5 separate regions of the Homo sapiens genome follow, and all the other regions are linked to region 1. A link is a contact called in ENCODE Hi-C or POLR2A ChIA-PET data. All regions are on one chromosome and are shown on one strand. The core of a region is the stretch at or near the end of the contact, and the rest is flanking DNA. Distances in the headings are between cores, read along the strand shown.

The links. Hi-C counts contacts between places; a loop is a spot of excess contacts on that map. ChIA-PET counts read pairs that join two places held with the same protein, here RNA polymerase II (POLR2A). Pooled maps may share reads with other maps.
Region 2: a map with no recorded cell type shows a loop between it and region 1 (4-fold over the local background). The contact joins two enhancer-like sites. A Hi-C loop is called at or near these places in 18 of 37 single-sample maps with no recorded cell type and 4 of 50 pooled maps.
Region 3: a map of aorta shows a loop between it and region 1 (3-fold over the local background). The contact joins two enhancer-like sites. A Hi-C loop is called at or near these places in 3 of 168 maps with a recorded cell type or tissue (Caco-2, aorta and ascending aorta), 7 of 37 single-sample maps with no recorded cell type and 7 of 50 pooled maps.
Region 4: a loop to region 1 is called in a map with no recorded cell type, with 2.1 times the contacts of the local background. The contact joins two enhancer-like sites. A Hi-C loop is called at or near these places in 3 of 37 single-sample maps with no recorded cell type and 2 of 50 pooled maps. POLR2A ChIA-PET finds 5 or more read pairs at or near these places in 2 of 52 experiments (H1 and OCI-LY7).
Region 5: a map with no recorded cell type shows a loop between it and region 1 (3-fold over the local background). The contact joins two enhancer-like sites. A Hi-C loop is called at or near these places in 3 of 37 single-sample maps with no recorded cell type and 4 of 50 pooled maps. POLR2A ChIA-PET finds 5 or more read pairs at or near these places in 2 of 52 experiments (GM12878 and endothelial cell of umbilical vein).

The regions. Positions count from the first base shown.
Region 1 is chr5:124,518,205-124,520,978 of GRCh38, forward strand. No RefSeq gene overlaps it. Among named protein-coding and RNA genes, the nearest start is that of LINC01170, 81 kb to the left of the region's middle. Within about 2 kb of position 1,387, at least 4 of the 41 ENCODE cell types and tissues checked have a DNase peak (open chromatin) inside an H3K27ac peak, as active enhancers do.
Region 2 is chr5:124,055,962-124,058,803 of GRCh38, forward strand. No RefSeq gene overlaps it. Among named protein-coding and RNA genes, the nearest start is that of LINC01170, 380 kb to the right of the region's middle. RefSeq lists an enhancer at 751-940. Within about 2 kb of position 1,435, at least 10 of the 41 ENCODE cell types and tissues checked have a DNase peak (open chromatin) inside an H3K27ac peak, as active enhancers do.
Region 3 is chr5:124,901,176-124,903,875 of GRCh38, forward strand. No RefSeq gene overlaps it. Among named protein-coding and RNA genes, the nearest start is that of ZNF608, 160 kb to the left of the region's middle. Within about 2 kb of position 1,261, at least 9 of the 41 ENCODE cell types and tissues checked have a DNase peak (open chromatin) inside an H3K27ac peak, as active enhancers do.
Region 4 is chr5:124,789,748-124,792,447 of GRCh38, forward strand. No RefSeq gene overlaps it. Among named protein-coding and RNA genes, the nearest start is that of ZNF608, 44 kb to the left of the region's middle. Within about 2 kb of position 1,375, at least 3 of the 41 ENCODE cell types and tissues checked have a DNase peak (open chromatin) inside an H3K27ac peak, as active enhancers do.
Region 5 is chr5:124,033,555-124,036,411 of GRCh38, forward strand. No RefSeq gene overlaps it. Among named protein-coding and RNA genes, the nearest start is that of LINC01170, 400 kb to the right of the region's middle. RefSeq lists an enhancer at 1,735-1,784. Within about 2 kb of position 1,542, at least 2 of the 41 ENCODE cell types and tissues checked have a DNase peak (open chromatin) inside an H3K27ac peak, as active enhancers do.

The DNA of each region.
Region 1 (2,774 bases), core at 137-2,636:
TCCCCAGTGTGTATAGACTTGATGGTAGCAGTTCCCTGAATCCTTTGGGGGAAGCTGAAGGCACCAGATCCTCCCTCCCCAGAAACAGGGGTAGTCACCTTATGCATATATGACCCAGAGCTGGCCTAGAAGATGCTCTTGTCTAGGGCTTTGAATCCTAGCATTGTAATGCCAAAGCACGAGAACTGCTTGGATTCACCTACAGCAGGAGATGTGATAGGAAGGAATATCCTCATTAATTGAGGAGGAGGCTGCAGATGGAGAGGTTGTCCCTTCAGTAGCAGAAGTCCTGTCCTATAGTACTGGTGGTAGTGACATTCTGGTCAGGCTGCTTCTGCTAAAACATGACGGCACTACTCCCTGATTGTTGACTCTCCTGGCTTCTGTCCACTTTCCCAATTCTAGTTCTTCAATCTCCTATCAATTCTGAAGCCCCCAAGAACTTTGTGAAATTTCACCTATTTGCTTAACGACACTGGAGACCATTTGTGTCCCTCACAACTAAAAGATTCCTAATGAACTTAGAGATTGTGGCTGATAATTAGATAGTTTGCTACTGTAAGCAGAATATATTTCTTCTTAACAGAGCTTGCCTGGTTTGACCATTGAGCTGCCTAAAGCATGTTATTGTTTCTATAGTGTCAACAAATATGCTATCCCATTTCATCCTCTCATTGATCCCAGAAGGGCACAAGATATAAAAATATAAATATTTCCAGCTGGGCATGGAAGCTCACATCTGTAACTCCATATTTCCAGCTAGGCATGGCAGCTCACATCTGTAATCCCAACACTTTGGGAGGCCGAGGCAGGAGGATCACTTGAGGCCAGGAGTTTGAGACCAGCTTGATCACATAGAGAGATCTTGTTTCTACAAAAAATTCAAAAATTAAACAGGCATGGTGGCTTGCGCCTGTAGTTCTAGCTACTTGGGAGGCTGAGGGGAGTGGATCACTTGAGCCCAGGAGTTTGAGATTGCAGTGGGCTAGGATTGCACCACTGTACTCCAGCCTGGGTAAAAGAGTGAAACCCTGTCTCCAAAATAAAAAAAAAAAGAAAAGAAAAATAAATAAATATTTCTAACTCAGTGGTGGTAAATTTAAGGTTCCCAGATAGTAATTGACTTGACCAAGGTCAATGCAGTATTAAGGAATAAATCAAGATTCATAACCAGAACTGATCTATGTTCAGTCCTTTTTTACTATACCACTTTGTCTTCTCCAAAGGAGTTGCTTTAACTGCAATAGCCCAACATAGAAAAGGCTTTTTTATCAGCAGATGGAAGGGAATGCTCCTGAAATTTTGCCCAAAGGACTGGCCCCTTGCTTGTACAGGCATAAGTAATCACCAGCTTGCTTAATTCTAGCTCTGCACATTGCCATGACTCAGTGCCACTGGCTCTCCAACAGGATATAAATAGACCCTCAGAGGAAAAGCAGATTCATGACAATTAACAGTCTATGTGGTATAGCACAGCCACAGAAACTAAATGGCTATACCGATTGTGCCCCCTTAAAAGGTGTAAAACTTCCTCTTTCATATTTCATTTCAGCCTGTAACTTTTTTGACATTGTCATATCACCTCCCCGTCCCTGCTATTTTGACTTCTTCCGGATCTGGATGCAGTATGAATTCTAGAAGTACAAATTCTTTAAAATGCCACCCAAGAGGCTTAATCTATTTTCTAAATTTCCACCTGTCTGAAGTCTGTCCTGTACACCTTCTTCTAATCTAAACACTTGTTTTTTAGTGTTGCTTCTTAAAAGAACGAGCAGGCCTTAAAAGCTGATGTTTTGGCAAAGACAGAGTACAGGAAAAGTTACCTGAACTAAGCAACTTGGAGAAACAAGTTTGAAAGATAGTTCCCCAGCTGCAAGTGGTGTGTGAGGGGTAGACCACACCTGGGTCTGAGGGTTGGTTAAGCTAGTGAGTGAGTATCAGAGATGGATTAAAATGACTGTGGCTATAAGGAAGATGAATAGAGCAAGAGCATGAATAATGACACCAGAATAACAGGCATATTTCCATTCCTCTTTATACACAATTGAGCCACTAGAATTTGAAAGCAGACTTGTAATTGCTAGAGAACCTCACTCATTAGAAGGAGTAATTTTGAAGGGGAACATTCCTAGGGATTGAAGATGGTATAACAACTGTGTGAGACTCCCCTAAGAAGTGTGTGAAAGAGGAGACTAGCAGTGAGCAACTCTACTTCCTGCTACAATTCACTGTGGACAGGGAACAACTCCTATGGAACTTCATGAAGGAGGCCTAAACCTCTGTCATCCACTGGGTTTTGTGAGCAGCCCCATTCTGCTTTCTATCATGGAGAGTAACAAGAAATTGAAAATGAATATGAGTTTTGTGGCTTACAGATATGTAAACATTCATATCCTTCACAGAGGCCGGGCACGGTGGCTCACGCCTGTAATCCCAGCACTTTGGGGGGCCGAGGCGGACGGATCACCAGGTCAGGAGATCAAGACCATCCTGGCTAACACTGTGAAACCCCGTCTCTACTAAAAATACAAAACATTAGCCGGGCTCGGTGGCGGGCGCCTGTAGTTCCAGCAACTAGGGAGGCTGAGGCAGGAGAATGGCGTGAACTTGGGTAGCGGAGCTTGCAGTCAGCCGAGATAGCACCACTGCACTCTGGCCTAGGCGAAAGAGCGACACTCCGCCTCAAAAAAAAAAAAAAGAGTTAGATCGCAGAAAATTAAAAAAAGATAACAGCCAGAAAAAAAATGGTATATAGCCCACATCCCTGGGGTAGG
Region 2 (2,842 bases), core at 185-2,684, 460 kb before region 1:
GTCCAAATGCTACTGTCCACAAACCATATGGCAGGTTTTCAAACCAGTCACAGAAACACATTCATCTGCCACACTTCTTCCTTGCATTCAGAAGCTTGACAGTGATGAGTTTTACTTGACTATGTCTTTAGAAACAACTCTGGGCTTGTTCTGTAACCCTAACAGAGGCAGCTGGAATTTACAAACCCACTGTGAAATGTGATGGGCTCAGTGTGTTTCTTCTCCAGCAGTGTCTTACTTCTCTTAGTGAAATTTCTGTCCCAATCTTGTGAATAGAAAAGCGAGGCTGGGGGTTTGGGGATGGAGTGGGAGGAAGGAAAATCTACATCATAGAGAAGGTTTACATATAGAAAAACACAGCATAGTGGGGTAGATCTCAAAGTCTATTGCAGTTTTCTGAAGGGCAGAAGGTGGGTTTTTTGTTGTTGTCTATCATTTTCCTTAGAATTACCAAGGGTAAATTAAGTGCTGCTCTAGAAGCCCTGTCATGGCCAACAACTCGGCAATGGACTGTTGAGGTCTTGAGGTTTCTGCAGAGGTATTTTCAGTTGGTGGGGCTCCAGCACTTTCTTGTTCCGCAGTTCTAAGCCTATTTGCATGAAGCATTCTTCAGGTTAACTGCTCAACTCTCACCTTCATGAATCTGGCATATGAGCAATTATCTCTCTCCAAGGACCGGCATTTGTTGGTCTGATTTTCTCGTTCATAGAGTGATGAGATTTCTGCTTGACGTCCTAGTGCCCCTGAGCCTGGCAGGACATGAGTGGTACTCCTGGGCAACCACAGCACTGTTCCAGATAAGAGCAGTTCTCACTCTGAGGACCCTCAAGTCTTCCATGAACTCAGGTCCTTAAAGACACAAGAACAAATACCTAAACGGGAACTGCGCCGAGACGTGTGTATGTGTGTACATGTGGGTACCTTATGTGGAAGCACACACATGTACATGTGCGCAGGAGCTGAAGGGAGCATGATAATTCCCTACGATGCCATGAATAAGAGAACAGCTGTTTATCTCAGATATTAAAAGAATGTCAATTGGGTTGAGTTTTCTTTTGGCACAAGAATAAGGAATGCTTAAGTTTCCCACTTGCATTTAATTTATTTTTAGGTTTATTCACCACCATTTGTCAGGTTTCTTGAGCGTGACCTGAAACTGACCTTTAGATAAACGTGAAGGCAAACAGAGCCCTGAAACTCTATCTGTATGTTCTTTTGTCTTGGGAACTGTAAATCGGGGCATTAGGTGAATAACACAGCTTGGCTTTGTGTCATGAAAAGTAATTCGGGCTGTGGTAAGGGCAGGATTTATGAAGCTGTCTGGCTAGACTTGGGCAAAATGCCAGCTTACACCTGCCTTGCAGATATGGATGTGTGCAGTTGTCACCTTGCTGAAGCAGCCAAATTCCTTTCACTGGATAGAGGCATTGCTCTGCCACCAAAGCTGGGAGCGGGTAGGGAGGCACTGGTGGGGGCACCTGCTGTGGAGGAGCGAAACAGTCTTTAGGAAACAGACAGCATAGACTTCCCTTTTTGAACTTCCCTTTTCTAACTCCCAGGCAAAACTCTCTTTAAAAAAAAATGTAATTACTATTTCCAAAACATTGTAAGTAATCTTGTGGGGTTGGCAAGAAAATGAAAGTAAATCAATTTGCAAAGCTTTACAGCTTTTTTTTTTTTTTTTTAATGAGAGATTGTGTCATAGCTAAGGTGGCTATATAATTTATCATCCAAACAGGGACACTTTTCAAAGTGAAAAAGGGAGGGCTGTAATTAATTCAGCCAGGACAACAGGCATAAATTGGGGCTGTCTGAGGCAAACCAGGATGGACGAGGACCCTAGTCATGAAAATTTACACTGCCACACAATGAACCCACCAAAGGACTGTTGTGTTACAAGGATGCTTCTCTAAGAAGTGACAGAAATTACACTGTCTCGTTGATGGTGCTGGACTCCCTCCACAAAGCAGATGGCCAAATTGTCATGATGCCAAATCACACTGCAGAATTTCTGTAGTAAAATCGTCATGCGCCCTTTTTCTCAGTGCCTTCCCCATCTCAGAAAAGTGCAAAAGCTCAGCAAATCCTTGCTTTTCCTGAGAATGGCCATCAGATAATATACAAAGCCTGGTCAGCATCTGATTAATTAGGATAAAGGCACAAGGGAGAATGTACAGTGTATGGGGAATAGCACTGATCTTTTTTATCTCAATGCTAATGAACTTTGACATGAACTTCCCCTTCTCCAGCAAAGTCATTTCTTAGAGTTTTCAGCTTTCTCCCCACTTTCTCATACTTTATAGCTTCACTGGTGTATTCATTTCATATGGATGCCATAACAAATAATAAAAAAATTTGGTGTCTAAAAACGAGAAATTATTTTCTCATAACACTGGGAGCCAGAAGTCTGAAATCAAGACGTCAGCAGGACTATGCTCCCTCCAAAGACTTTAGGGGAGAATTCTTCCTTACCTCTCCCAATTTGTGGTGGCTCCTGGTGTTCTTTGGCTTGTGGCAACATAACTGCAAACTCTGCCCCTCTTTCCACATGGCCTTCTTCTTGGGTCTCTGTGTCCTTTCCTCTTTTATAAGGATACCTGTCATTGAACTTTGTGCCCACCTTATATCTGGGATAATTTCGTCTTGAGATTTTTAAATAACTACATCTGCAAAGATCTTATTTCCAAATAACATTCTGAGATTCTGGTTTGACACAGATTTGGGGGGGAACATTGTTCAACTCACTACAATTAGTAAATGACAAACAAATAAATTTCTAAAAAGTAGTCCTTAAACTCCTGGCGACCCCTAGCCCCCATCCAGGTAATTGACTGCATGTGTT
Region 3 (2,700 bases), core at 11-2,510, 380 kb after region 1:
GACTATCCCATGAGATGAGTACTTTGAGTAGATAGGCAAGTTCTCTAGGAAAAATATTACTCATACAGCCTAAGAATGTTAATTTTGGCTCTCCCTCACTGGCAAGGTAACAAGTCAACATCTTTACAGTAACCAGAGTGTGGGACCATTTATAAAGTACACAGATTCTCATAGTGGGAAGGTGAAATTACTTGTAGAGAAAAATACAAAAACATAATTTTTTCCACACACTCATTTGCATTTATAGCAAGGGAAGATTTTCCCCCATCCCTTACCCCCACCACACCACATCAACACACATACACAGACACACATACTTTGACTAAATATCCAAAGTGATTTTTAGCAACTTACAATGTATAGATTTAGTAAACAACAATTACAAACAATGAATTTATTTCCTTCATTTCTTTTTAGTACATTCCAGACTTTGTTTTTAATCTTTAATTATTGCTCCCTTAAGAAAAGTGATCCCACATTTCATTTACATATTGTGCCATTTCTCAGTAAATATAAGGGAATCTTGCCGTACAAGTCTATTGCTTTTCTTTTCATTGGTCTTTCTTAAACCAAGCAACATGAATTCTAATTATTTTATCCACTAAGAAATGAGAAATTTAAATCAATGCCTTTAAACATAGGACTACATGAGGCTTTTAGATCATTAGACGAAACTAAATGCAATACTTAAATAACTGAGTTTACAGATACTGCCAGAATTTTACTGCTACCATTTCTATTCGCTTTTGCTGTTTTTAAAAATAATAATACCAGGGTGTTTGGTGAAGTATAGATGACCCTTAGTGTACCTGAGTCAGTGTCAAATATCCAGTTTTCTCTGGAGCTTCTTGTGTGGTCACCTATAATTGCTATTCAAAGACCCACAGGACAAGCTTCCATGTCCAAAATGTACTCATTCTACAATTTGACCCTTCAAGGTGCTATAAAAACATAAATATATTTCTTTAGAGAAACTCTCTGCTGCAGCATGGTCCTTTGAAACCGTCCAATTTGCTCTGTGATTCCTGCTGAGATATGCATTACATCATGGTCTATTTTTAGCTTGTTACATTAATCAAAACCTATCCCACTTATTAAACAGCTTCCTGCAGCTCAGGCATTTGAAATGCAGAGTGCCAGCAAGCAGCTGCCAAACACCATGAAGGAAAGAGGTGGGCTAGGTTGGAGTAATGTACAAATTGAATTTCAAGTGACTGAGCAGCCTCTTTATCTCTTGGTGACACAACCAGGGGCTGTAGCGGTGTTCTTAAAGGAAATGAAACCCAGAGCCATGGTTCACTCATGGGGTGGTTACCATGGCCCTGCCCAGCAGTCTTTCCGGAACTGCTGATGAGTGTGACCTTTGCAAAAATGCACAAAGCCTTGATTTCTGCATGGTTAACCTTTACAAGCCAGAACCCCTCTGTGAAACCTACCCACACCAGAGGGAAGCTTCAGAATCAAAACAGACACATACACATTTTATGAAAGAGCAACTACAAATACACACATGCACACACATATTCTCAGAGGATGAAGACATTGAACGCATTTTCAATTATTCTCTCAACTGTGTTTTTTCAAGCATTTACATTTGTCTTCCTCTGGAGCAAGAAAGTGCCAGTACTCGGTGCAGTGTCAACCCTGTACTTAAACTCATTTGCTGCACTTCAGAATGGCCTTGATCGGAATTGGTAGTGGGAATGGAAATTACATATTTTCAGGATTTGCTAAGAGTCACCTAGACCATTTGCTCACAGTTAAATAATGACCCAGTGTGCATGGTGAGAAGGAGTGGATATTAAATTAATAGCCTCGATTTCCACCACTGATCAAACCAGGAAAACCATTTTGATTTGATAGTGTATCTCAAACGTGTTCTTTATTCCAAATGTATTGAATGTTCACTGTAAGGGTAGGAAGCTCAGAGCATTATGAAGGTGACTATAGCAATATTCTTTACCTGTTATAATGACAAATTAAACTTTTTTCCCATGGCTTCTTCCTGTTTTTAATAGCATTTTGTTTTCAAGCAAATCTAATTTTTCTCATTATTAATATATTGATTCACATAGCATTCATTATTTAAAAAGCTATTTACACAAGCTAACCTAGTCCTTTTTTAATATCTAGTTCTAGTAATATAGTAGTATATCTTTTATATACTACTCTCATATGATTTGCCTAGCAAGGCTGTGATGTAATTAGAACAGGTTGTTATTATTATTGATGAAAATACTAAAGTCCTAAGAGATTAAAGAGCATGTCAAAGGTCAACACAGCAAATCACTAGTAACCCTGGAAGGCTAACCTCTCTTTTCTGTAATTTCTCTGAATAATGAGGGATATGGCAATAGGGATATGGGGAAACCAGTGATTTCAAAAGACACTTTGATTCACCTTTATAGAGTCTCAATCTACAACTTTCTGTTTACCATACTCGCTTAAAAATCCTTGTCAAAGTGCAGGAAACCCCTGATCTGCAAATACCCAGCTTAGAAATGATCCAGCCATCCAGACATCAGCCTCCTTGCTGTCTTTTTACTGTCAACTGATCAACTGTGGGGAAATGATGTGGGCGGGAGGTGGCGGACAAACTTCAAGAGACACAGTTTAGAAGCCAGTGGAGAAAAAAGTGGGAGAGAGGGTTCACCACAGAAGAATAAAGAAAGAGCAGATAATCTCTAAATACATTCACTT
Region 4 (2,700 bases), core at 125-2,624, 270 kb after region 1:
TGTTTTTCTTAATGTAAAAACTATCACAAAAAAATGGGAAATAGTTTTTCTCCCATAAAATATTCCCTGGACTCTCTCTCCTTCTTTTTCTACTTTTTTGCCTGTAATAGTCTTATCTTCCTCTATGACTTAAACAATCAAGAATAAGTTGATGACCCCCAAATCAATGTATCCAGCCCTGTTGTCACTCATGAGTGCCATAACATCCTAACAGAAATCACCATTCCCATGACCTTCCATGCCTTGGTCCATGGCATTATCATCTGCTTATTTGACACAACCAAATCCCTTGGCATCTTCTTAGATTCCTTTTGCTCCACCGTCCACCCTCTGGCTCCCTTCCGGAACTCTATTGACTAGTTCTGTCATATCTGGCTCCACAGTGTTTCTCTCCACTCTATGGGTTTAAGCTGTTATCACGGCTTTTCTGGATGACTTGTACTCTCTTCCACTTTGGAGACAGTGATTCTAGTTTCTTACCAACTAATCTGCCATCCAACCTGCCTTTGCCCCAAATAATCATTTTCCAATACAATCTGATTATTCTAACTTTTCTGCTTCAAATTCTTCACAGTTTTCTCATTCCTTTTAGAATAAAGTACATGTTCAAAGACTTTTGCAATCTGGCTCCAAGATACTGTACAATCTCATCTTCTACCACGCCTTCCAACTCTCCTACACAGTCTTGCTTTCTGCCCCAGCCCCAACAGATTACTCATCAGTCTATGAACACTCACTAAGGCTTTATGTTGTTTCCTATGTCTAGATTGCTTTTCTCATCTTTCTCCCTGTCTGAAGTTAACTTCGGTGTTTTCTGATTTCCCATCACAATCAGCCATTCTCCCTTCTGTACTCACACCAAATCATGTTCCCAGTGCACATGGTATTAGTGGTATTAGTGCTCCTGGTTGGGTTATGCACTTATTGGAGGAGGCAGAGAGAGGGAGGGCTATGTCTCATTCATCTTGGCATGGACAGCTCCTAGCAGGTGCCTGGTGTTTAGTATGTACTAAAAGATGTTTGGTGAATGAGTCTTTATTTTGAATGCTCAGAAAGACCTTAAATTTGACTTATAAGCTTTCAGAAATAGGAAAAAGGCCTACAGATTCATAGCAGTTGTATGACTACATGTGGTAAAAGCGAGCAAGTTATATCCAAGACAGACTGCAGCAAGGTAAACCCATTTAGCTACAGTCCCTTCTCTGTCTTTTAAGACATGTCTAATTTGAGATCCCTTTCACGTGCTCCCCTTCCAAGGTTTAATGTATGTGATTAATCTTGACTTGCCTTAATACTGCTAGGAATGTGGCAATGACCTCAGCTGAACACTGGCAAAGTGATTAATGTTACATGAACTGGATAAGGTGGTTTTTTTTTTCCCCCTCTGCTCTAGCTCCTGAATAAACACATTCATGCAAGATTCGGTTGCAGACCTTTGCTCGATGGAAAATGTACCATGATTTCAAAGAGTAATGTTTCAGATGCAATAAACAACGTTAAAGGAAACACGGTCCTTGTTAAAGAAAATGCTGTTTCAGGCTAAAGTCCCAGTGATCATAAAAGATATATGATGCAATAAACAAAATGAACCATAGGCAGACAGGTCCATTCGATGACTAACCACTGATTGAATTTTCCAACACATTTAGACTTTCTAAGAGATAAACTATTCACAAAAGGTTCGTGTTAAATATAAGGCTGTCATTTCCTTTTTATGTTTCTAGAGGGGTCTGAGAACAGTAGAGGATATTCCTTCTTTTTTTCTTTTTTTTTTTCTATTGGTTGTTTGTGGTTTTGAATTTTTTATGATGTGAGAAGACTGGCAAACAGTTGCTATGATTGTCAAATGCCTTAAATCAAGAAGAGAGAATGCAATAAAACACAGTTTCCATGGTAACACATTGTAACCTAGTACCTCTGGATTATGAGCCAGCTCACATCTATGATCATTACTTGTTGACAGGCATAAATTGAGCCTAAAAGCATTAATTTTAGAGATAAAACTAGAATGTGTAGCTTAGTTTTAATAATGTTTAAATATTTCCAAGGTAGTGGCAGCAAATCAACTCTGGTTGTGTTATTATTTAAATAATGTTAATAAACTAACCACAAATACTTTTTGAAAATGTACAAGCTTTTCTCTAAAAATGGTGTAACATCTGTGTATGCAGTTGGTCCTCCACATTCCTGGGTTCCACATCCATGGATTTAATCAACCTCGGGTTGAAAATGTTGGGGAAAAAAAGACCCACAAAATTGCCAAAAGCAAAAGTTGAATTTGCCACCCGCCGAGCATTGTGTTGAATTCACGTGAATGTGGTGATGTGTAGGCATTGTATTAAGTATTATAAGTGATCTAGAGATAACTTAAAGTATATGAGAGAATGTGTGTAAGTTATATGCAAATACTAGGTTATTCTGTGCAAGGGACAGAGCATGTGCAGATTTTGGTACAATTCCACATAGATACTGAGGGACAACTGTATAGTCTTGAGGCTGCAAGTGGTAGCTGACGTGTTTTTGATGGAGTTTAAATAATCTGAAATCAACAATGATATGGAATGATAGCCAGACATTTTAAGGAAGGAATGTTGTTCAATATGGACAAATTCCTAAACATCTTGATAGTAGAGTAACTCCTAGAACTCTTGTAGGACATTCACACACAATAATTTTTAGTAGACATAAGTTCCTTTTCCT
Region 5 (2,857 bases), core at 292-2,791, 480 kb before region 1:
ACATGTAAGCCCCTAATGGTTATATTAAAACCACTTATACCCAGAGTGCAGAGAGAGCTTCTGTGTTCCTGAGCAAATACTGAATACATGCAGTTTGCATATGATAGTTATTTTATTATTTATTTTATTATATCCTCTCTTAGCCTTTTAAAAGATGAGAAAAAAAAGGCATACAGAATTAGCTGCTCCACATCACAATAAATAATCAGGGATTGATCCCTCAAGCCTATGCTGATCCTGATTAAATAGGAGTGTGTTGGGAAGAATGCTGAAGCTGTATGGGCACAGTGAGAACCAAGGTCATAATCTCCTGGCAATATTACTGACAATGCGTGGGTACAGGGCAGGGAGTGGTCATAAATGTATTTGTCAGTTGCATACTAAAATATCAAGGGAATAATAAAATGACAGCCCTGTTTTGGCCCTCTGTGACCCAGGTCTGTACACTAGAAAGTTACACTTGCATTGGGCAATTGTTTGGCCCTCTGCACAAATCAGGATCAAAACATAGTCTCTCATATGTTAAACATTATAAATTAACTACATCATGTTTCTTCTTTCACATTTTTAGACGTCTCCTAATCATTTTACTGCCCATTTAATACCTATAAACAGTAATCTTTCTAAAGGTTTTTATATTAACATATTCCTTTCTGGGCTTACTCAGACAAAACACCGGCTTTACTAAAAGCCCTTGGTCACTCAGTAAAATGTTATCATTCATCCCATGGTGCTGTGTAACCTTGCAGAGAAGCCTGCCTCATACATAAGATCAATAATAATTGTGATGTACCCTGTATGGGCAAGATTTGGTACTTCCTTTATGAAAGACTGAAAGACAGAAAAAAGAATAGTGTTACTGTTACTGGGCACATTTATTCTCGTTTTACAAGCACTATGCAATTTAATTTGGATTCAACTTCCCTATTCTATAATCTGCACTTCTTTCCGAATGCCAATAGGAAGGAAATGGCAAATCAGAAGAGTCTAGTAAGTGCGCATTTTAAACATAAGGCAGGAATTTTAGATCTACCATGTGTCAGATCTTTGTTCTTGGTTCATCAGGCCACAATTCATGCCAAATCATTTATCTTATTTTTATTTCAAGACTACAATTGATACACTATGAAGTGTAGCAGTTAGAGAAAATGATTAATAGGTCTCTTTAGCTGTTGATAAATGGTTGAGAACATAAAAATGGAACAAAAGAAACAACAACTATAGATTATAGAAATAGTGATCCTGATGTAGAATTGAAGTCTTTCATCTATTTCTGGGAAAGAGGGCAATAATCTAATGAGAATATTTCTCTATTTTCCCACTCTGAACTCCTTATTTACAAGTAGACATATTCTTAATTTGCTTTTTGATAATGTAAATCAGTACTATATTTTAGACTATGTTTTAGAAACTTTAAAAACTTCTTTCTATACGTGTCTAATTTGAGGCTGCCGGGTGATTTGGTTCAGCTAGGATGTGAGTTTTACTCAGTTCTCATTTCAAAAGCAGAACGTTCGGGCCACTATTTGTCAGGTGATTATGCTCTGCTTATGTTCATTCAGGTGGTCACTGAATTGCCTGCAATCTGCACCATTAATCAAGTTGCCTACTTGGTTGTTAAGGGAACTGAAAACCCCCGCTCAGCTATTTTTTCCAATCTGGTGTTTTTCATGGTTTCACCACTTTATCATGTTAGTTACTGAATTTCCCTATTTTGCATTCACTTGTTCACTCACATTAGAAAAATACATCAGTGTATGTATTTTAGTCTGCATAGAAATCTGGCAATGCCTTTTAAGTCGACCCTGATAAAAAGAATACTAAGAAAATTTTCATAGCAAGAGATGTAGCTGGTCTCCAAAAGATAGATTTAATTTACTAGCATGGGAAATAATAACAGAATCATTTTCTATTTACCAATCAAAACTATGTCCATGTATTTCCACTGTCATTATCTACTTTATATTTAGTGGAAATACTTAAGCAAATATTAATAATCAGTATAATATTCCTGAGGACTCTGACTCTGTCTTTAGAGATGAAATTAAGGAGAGAGCTGAGCAATTACCAAATGGGTTTTATCCACAAAGACAAGTCCTAGAAAAGCCTTGCTAAAGCGATGCCTTGCCCTCAATTTAAAAAATCTTTTCTGTAATCCATTTCACCCTGTTTTAAAAAATATTAATTAACTAATCCAACAAATATTTAATGGGCACTGATTTTGCTATAGGCTTTGGGGTATTTAAAAGATGAGAATACCCTCAGGAAGTTCTAGAAATGGGGAGTCCCCATAAGTTCGATCTCATACCCTCTCTTTAACCCCTGTCCACTTAATAAGTTTCAATATGGTGCCCCAGTATATCAGATGAAAAGAATTATAGCATTGAAAGTGTAATAACTATGTGAAAAATGGATGAAATAAGCTATATTAATTATGAAACACATTCATGATGTCTTCAACTAAGTCTAAAAAATGTGTACATTTTTCAAGATAGAAAAATAAATTCACAGTTTATGACTACAAGCTTTAGGAGAGATGGGTCACTATGCCATCCAATATGTATGTATTGTATCACATCCTAAGCTGTTTCTCCCTGTATATTCTAGTGAAGCAGAGAAGCTAAACAGCCATGACAAGTACAAGGACAGGTTATCACATGTGCACATAGGAAGGGCAACTAGCCAGCAACACGTCTATCAGAGATTCTTTATTTCAGCAGGAATGTCCTCTGAATTATCACCTGTTTTTCCTAATAAAGAGACTAGGTCCCTAGAAGGTGACAGTGGCAAGAGATAAACTGTAGGTGTTCATTTACTGAATGTTTTCTCATTATACGTTTGTTTATTGGACATACAT